Regions from separate parts of the Mus musculus genome. Here region 2 is linked to region 1. The links are chromatin loops, found by intact Hi-C in ENCODE. Cell type or tissue: left cerebral cortex. All regions are shown on one strand. Each heading gives the region's core, and the rest is flanking DNA. Links, peaks and the distances in the headings are about the cores only.

Region 1 (3,363 bases), core at 321-2,820:
CCTGAGCTGAGTAAACCTTTCATCTCTGTCATGTTACTTGCCTCAGACACTTCATTGCAATCTCGCAAAGCTGGCTGATACACACCAATCACCCCAGACGTTTCTCACTGAAGGCCAGCCACCACCCTGACTTGTGTAGGTTGTATACAGTGATTAGAGCGCTCTTTCACCCTACCCGAGTGCTTTTGCTTGTCACCATTGGCCCATGATGCTGAGTCTGCTCATATATATAATTTTTTTTGACACAATGTTTCTTTGTGTACCCCTGGCTGTCCTGGAACTCCCTCTGTAGGCCAGATTGGCCTCAAATTTAGAGGTCTGCCTGCTTCTGTCTCAAGTGCAAGGATTAAAGATGTTCACCATCATCACCATTTGGCCGTAATCGTATCTTTAAGTTTTTTCCTAAGTGGTCTATTTTATTTTATGTGTCTGAGTGTTTTGGCTGAATGTATGTCTGTATCATGTGCCTGGTACCCAACAGAGGTCAGAAGAAGGCATCATGATCTCCTGGAACTGGAGTTATGGAGTGTCGTGAGCCACCGTGTGGGTGCCAGGAACCAAAGCCACGTCCTCTGCAAGAGGTCAAGCCATCTCTCCAGCCCCCAGGGATCATATCTGGAACGGGAGACCTCACCAGATAACTAGTAAATGTGGCTTAAAGAAGACTTTACGTCTCCCAAGTGCTTTCCCTCCTCTCAAAAGCAGCACCCTACGGACCACAGCGAAGCCTGGACAGCCAAGCCACACCCACCGCCAGTGTAGATAGGGTTGTTGAACGCCGAGGATGATTAGAAGGCCATCTGCAGTAGGGTTTTGTGTGGCTTCTATCTTGAGGGCTTGCAGCAGAACAGCCCTGGGGATCTCAGGGCTTGGAAAGATAAATACCATTTGTCTGTCACCAGGTCGCAGCTGGCTGTGGACGTTTTTGTGCAAAGTCAGCTCACTGAGCCCTGCCGCACTTTGCCAGGGGAACGCGCTTGCTTTGGCCCCGTGTTTTCCTCAATGCTGCGGCATGGCGTGGCATGGCTGAGCACACAGACAGACAGGCGGCAAGTATGTCCTGGGAGTGGGGAGCATGCAGGAAATTCCGCGAGGCTCAGAAGCCTGCAGCTGGGGCCCTTGCTACCCACAGCAGTGAGCAGCCTGATAACCCTGCTTATCTCCAGAGATTGTCTCCCAACTCCACCTGCACTGGAGACGTAGATGACTGGGGTGGCCAGGCTGACTGAAAGAACAACACAAAGAAAACGACACAACTCTATTGCCCTAAGACAGTCTAGGCATCCCGTATGATCACGATTATGTGAAAATTTCAAATTTGAGATATCTAGAATAGTTTCAGCACACAAAATTTGGGAAAGCACGAGTCATTTGCTGTTTTTTTTTTTTTTCCCCCAATGTGGAAAAAAAACCAGACAGAATCTTGTGTCCTGTGCTGTAGCAGTGATTCATGCATTTCCTGATCTATTGCGCCCCCTAGTGTTGCGTTTGACTCATAACCCCTTGTTCTGAGTGAAGCCTGGAATTCAATCTCAATAAAAAAACGATGGCTCCCCTTTCATTGCTTGATCTCCAAGAAAACTTCCGCTTCTTTTGAGTCTCTGGAAACTAAACCTGCGTCACCCTGACGTCTAAAATAGAGAAGGCACAGAGCTTTGCATGTGGTCCCAAATGAAATCGCCCACGTTTTCACAGCAGGAGGCGGCTAGACAAGGTCTAATGGAGAAGTTGTCTCCTAGTGTGTGAGGGATACACACGTCCCATCTGGATCCCGTCATCCCACCTGGCTTGGAAGCAGATCCAGAGAGCATCTGCTCTCTTTATAGTTTGCCCTACAATCTACTTCAGTGCATCTGTGTAGGATGGCAAACGCTGCCTTAATCATTTCCCAAAATAAAGACACCTTTGCCATCGTTGGAGCTCAGAAACTCTGCGTTTACATGGCTTAAAGGCTTTGGCACACTCCAGTGTGAGCCCTGGCCTACACTTTGGGTAATTTGTATGCGTGTGAAGGCAGCATCATTTTGGGTAGTTTTTCAAAGGAAGTATTAAGGGCAAGAATATTATTTTAAGTGATGGGAAGGAAAAAAAAAAGGTGTGAATTTAGTTCCAGACTCTAGAGAAGAGGAGAGAAGATGTATACTCCTGTCTGAGACATTGCAAACCACTCTAGGATGGCCGAACAACTTCTCGCCCTGCCCACCTGTTCAGAAAATGGCAGGAAGTCCTCCAGTATGCTCAGACTCCTGAGGATACAAAAACCTCAGAAGTGCAGTCAGGCCTCTGTGTGGATAAATGTTGTGCAAATTGATGGGGTGTTTTACCACCCTAGAGATTAATTTTTATCTATTTGTTATTTTTACATGTGTTTGCTGATGTACAATATGAGTGTACAGGACCGCAACGAGGCTAGAAGAGTATATAAGATGTCCTGGAACTGGAGTTACAGGTAGTTGTGAGCCATTACATGAACGCTTAGGGAACCAGATCCCGGTCCTTTGTAAGAACAATATGTGTTCTCAATTGCTGAGCTGCCTCTCTAGCTCCATAAAAATAAAATAAAATAAAATAAAGACAACAACCCCCCAGCCATATATATAGTTTTGTTTGTTTGTTTGTTTGTTTTTGAGACAGGGTTTCTCTGTGTAGCCCTGACTGTCCTGGAACTCACTCTGTAGACCAGGATGTCCTCAAACCCACAGAGATCCACCTGCCTCTGCCTCCTGAATGCTGGGAGTAAAGGCATGTGCTACCACTGCCTGGCCCTTCCAAATATCTTAGAGAAAACAAATTTTAGATTTATATTCTTGAGACTGGAGAGATTTCTTAGCAGTTAACAGTACTTGTTGCTAGCCAGGAAGTGTGGCACATGCCTTTAATCCCAGCATTCCGGAGGCAGAGGCAGGAGGATCTCTATGAGTTTATGGCCAGACTGATTTACATAGTGAATTTCAGGATAGTCAAAAAAAGAAAGCTATATAGAGGTCACCCACACCCACCAAAAAACTTGTTACTGTAGCATGTAATTTTTAAAATGTGCTTGCTCTTTCTCAAGAGCTCTGCCAAGCTGCCAACGACTGCCCCAGCTATGCCCTTTCACCTGCCCATCTTAGTCACCATGAATGGAAAACACCAGATAGACTTAATATTCTTTTTTAAAATATTTATTTATTATATGTAAGTACACTGTGGCTGTCTTCAGACACTCCTGCCCCATCTTAGTCACCATGGATGGAAAACACCAGATAGACAATATTCTTTTTGAAAATATTTATTTGTTTGTTTGTTTATTTATTTATTTATTTATTTATTTAATGTAAGTACACTGTGGCTGTCTTCAGACACTCCAGGAGATGGCATCAG
Region 2 (3,363 bases), core at 388-2,887, 80 kb before region 1:
TTGCTGAGCCTCCGTTTTGTTCAGTTTCTCCAGATTCATTTACCAACATTCCAGCCTCAATATGTCCCTCTGAGATGATGCTTTTGTTTTTAATCTCCCCATGCCCTCTAACTAGTGCCCTTGCACATTCAACCACGTGTGTTGTGCCCGTGCTTCCCAGAACAGCCATGGGGTTTTGGGCTCACTCCGTGTGGTTTGCTCCGTGGTGCACAAAGGCTTTCTGTAGAGAATTTGGAGTTTTGGCTAGGGAAGACCCTCCTTCGGACTGCCTCTTTACTCTGAGTGAAGTTGAGGAAAAGGTATATGGAAGCCAAAACACTGGGAGCCCTAGGACACAGCGGAAAGGAAGAATTAACAGAACCCTGCTGAGTTGTGCCCAACCCCGAGGCTATGGGGGTAGGCCTGCTTCTCCAAGCCAGTCACTGAAACTGCGTAATGGAGCTAGCAACTTCTGGGGAGTGGGTGACCATGGCTTCCCAGTTACAGCTAGAGTCCTGCTGTGAAATGCAGGATGCCGCTGTTCAGCAGCTCACCTCTGTTGTTGTTCAGGCCTTAACCAGGTTCTGTGCTATTTCTGTATCTGCTGCTTTTGCCAGACCACTGACAGCCGCCCCCTCCCTCCCTTCAACCCCCACCCCCCACCTCAACCCCCACCCCCACCCCCACCCCCTGCTTCTGTGGTGTCAGGTAGTTCCGATGATGAGTTCTGCCCCAGGGACTGATTCATGCCACATGCCTGTCCTGCCCTAGCTCCACATTCCTTGACCACTGTGATTAAGGACCATTCATTCAGCTTGATACTCTGAGAGGGAAGTTCTGGCCGGCAGGAATGTCAGCCTAAAAGATACTGGAAAATAGCAAGTGGAGAATGAAGTCAGCACAGAACCAAGCCAAGCTGGGCAAGATGGACGCCTCTGAACACCCAGATGGAGCCCTTCCTGAAACTAGATAGCATTGTGGCTTGGCTATGTCTCTGGATTCATAAACTTCTTACTTCTTCTGACCGTTGTTACTCTAATTTAATCTCCTCTGACTTTTTAGGGGACCCAAAACCTTAGCTACCACTTCTGAATGAAATGTGGGGCTTCAGGTCACGTGGCCCACCAGACTTGAGTCTCCCATGGTGTGTAGGGCTTTTGCCTGCTCTGACTTTTGGCCATCTCTTGACCCATGGTGACCTTGAGAGATGCTCTCTGGGCTTTTCTCCAGCTCTTAACTATAACCCTAGGGCTTAGAATCTCTGTCCTCAGCTAAGGAAAAGTGAACGATCCACTGGTCTCCCAAGGCTAGCTGGGACTTGGTGTTAGCCTCCTGCTCTTGTGCACTAGTGCACATGGCCCTTCCTTCTCCACTTCTGTTGGTCTCCTGACCCACTTACCCATTCTGCTCTCCCTTGAGCCCTCTCATAGATACCATGACCAACCTTGGGTAGTAGAGAACAGATGAGGTGTTTTCAACTCTTAACTTTCCCCCTCTAGATCCCAATTTCCACACAAAGGCTCAGACACTCTAGGCACTTGTACAAGCCCATCCAAAGGGCTACCCACAGCTGCTACCCACCAGCAAGCCAGAGGGTGGGAAGTGTGAACACACAGGAGGGGAGAGGATGCAGCGTGGGGATACAGACGGTGCGCCTCCCAAAATGTGCTGCTGCACATCTGCCCAGAGAAAAAGGGAGGCTCGGAATCGCCAGCTTTTTGTTATTTTTACTTTTTGGTGCGAGGGGCCATCTGTGCAGGTTTGAGTTTGTCTGGAGGCAACAGGGTTGCAGATGAAATTCAAATACAAGCTTACTTCGCAGGCTGTCATGCAGAGACTTTCTCCAGGAGCTGGGATGGCAGTGCTGGTATTTTGTTTTTAATAGCATCAGCACATGCCAGGGTCCAGCAGCTGTGCACGTGGGACCTTCCACCAGCCCAGCCTACCGCAGCCACAGTCCTTTCAGCAAAGGCTCAGAAGGCTGGGATCACCAGTCCAGTGGAGGGAACAGGGTGGCAATAGCAGAGATGGAGTGGGAACAATTCTGAAGCCCACAATAGCATCATGATCCTTCCCAACTATGCCCATGAATTTGCTGCTGAGGACTTGGACTCATCGGACCCCTATGGGTCTTGCTTCCCCCCTTCTTCTGTCCCTCTCTCCCATTGTGTGTGTGTGTGTGTGTGTGTGTGTGTGTGTGTGTGTGTGTGTGTGTGTATGTGTTACAAGGAATTGAACCAAGGACCTCCTACATACTAGGCAAGTGCAGTCTACGAGTTAGAATCACCTCCCTCTTTTCACTTTCTATTTTGAGACTCAAGCTACCGGGGCTGTCCCTGAACTTTGAATCTTCCTGCCATAGCCTCCTGAGGACCTGGGACTACAAGCTATGTCATCAGACTCAGCAGGGCCCTAATTTGATGGCTGCCTACTGCCTGGCACTTGTACCCCAACCCCATCCCCACCCTATGCTGATGAAGTTTATATTCACTTAAGAACAGTCACTTGTTACTAGACACTGGATAGATGCTTCCTTGAGGCCTCTCCCCTGCCCTGGATGGCCAGCCACATCCTCCTGGGGCTCCGCTCAGCAGGAAAAGAGAGAATCACAGGCAAGTTTAGAAAGTCTTCCATGAGCCTGGGGTGAGAGGGCAATGATAGGTAGCCAACTAAATTCAGTATAATAACAGCAAGGACCAAGGCGTGGTCTCTTTCCTCCTTCCCCCCTCCCACTCTCCTTCCTTTTGACTCCCCCCACCCCCGTTACCTCCCATCACTATCCTCTTCTGTCCCCCTTGTCCTCCCCTCCCTCTTGCTTACCTTTCCCTCTTCTTTAATAAGGAGCCCTTGCTGAGTGTGGTGATCCATGCCTTTAATTCTAGCTCCCAGGAAGCAGAGTCAAGCAGATTGCTGTGAGTTCAAGGACAGCCTGGTCTACATAAAGTCTTTTAATGAGGAATAGTATTAGAGACACACAAAGATCTTCAGTCCTGAATGATATTTTCAGACACACACACACACACACACACAGAGGGAGAGGGAGAGAGAGAGAGAGAGAGAGAGAGAGAGAGAGAGAGACTCTGCAGTTGCTCTGGGAGGCCAGGTTAGATCCCAAAGTCCGAGAGCCTCCCTCCACATGGGATTAAAGAGGAGCAAGATGGAGGAAGGTGAGGAGGAGGTTAAGGTCAGGCAAGACTGCTGCCTTCACTCCTCCGGCACAATCATGGCAGAGTGAATGTATAGATAAGAGCTTCCACGGCCTCACAGTCTCTGGTGCTGACTAGCTGGGCAGACAGAGTTTTTTTTCCTAATCAAAACAAAAAGACAAATTACTAGCATCAAGTGGGTACGTTCACAGTAGATGACTGAAGTACCATTGATAGG

What was found. Hi-C counts contacts between places; a loop is a spot of excess contacts. Peaks named below come from ENCODE experiments on the same cell type or tissue, not always from the same donor. Only the 100,000 strongest peaks of a DNase experiment are listed, where the experiment ranks them.
Region 2: a loop joins it to region 1, with 10 times the contacts of the local background. A loop is called at or near these places in 3 of 42 quality-filtered maps.

What each region holds. Positions count from the first base shown.
Region 1 is chr7:38,166,356-38,169,718 of GRCm38, forward strand. No RefSeq gene overlaps it. Among named protein-coding and RNA genes, the nearest start is that of D530033B14Rik, 16 kb to the right of the region's middle. In left cerebral cortex, for the core only: a CTCF peak has its summit at 1,481 (motif pointing left); a DNase peak (open chromatin) is centred at 1,631.
Region 2 is chr7:38,086,333-38,089,695 of GRCm38, forward strand. All of the region lies in intron 3 of Gm30771 (a long non-coding RNA gene), which reads left to right. Among named protein-coding and RNA genes, the nearest start is that of Ccne1, 19 kb to the right of the region's middle. In left cerebral cortex, for the core only: no CTCF peak of the experiment used is centred there; DNase peaks (open chromatin) are centred at 1,678 and 2,227; H3K27ac peaks cover 533 bases.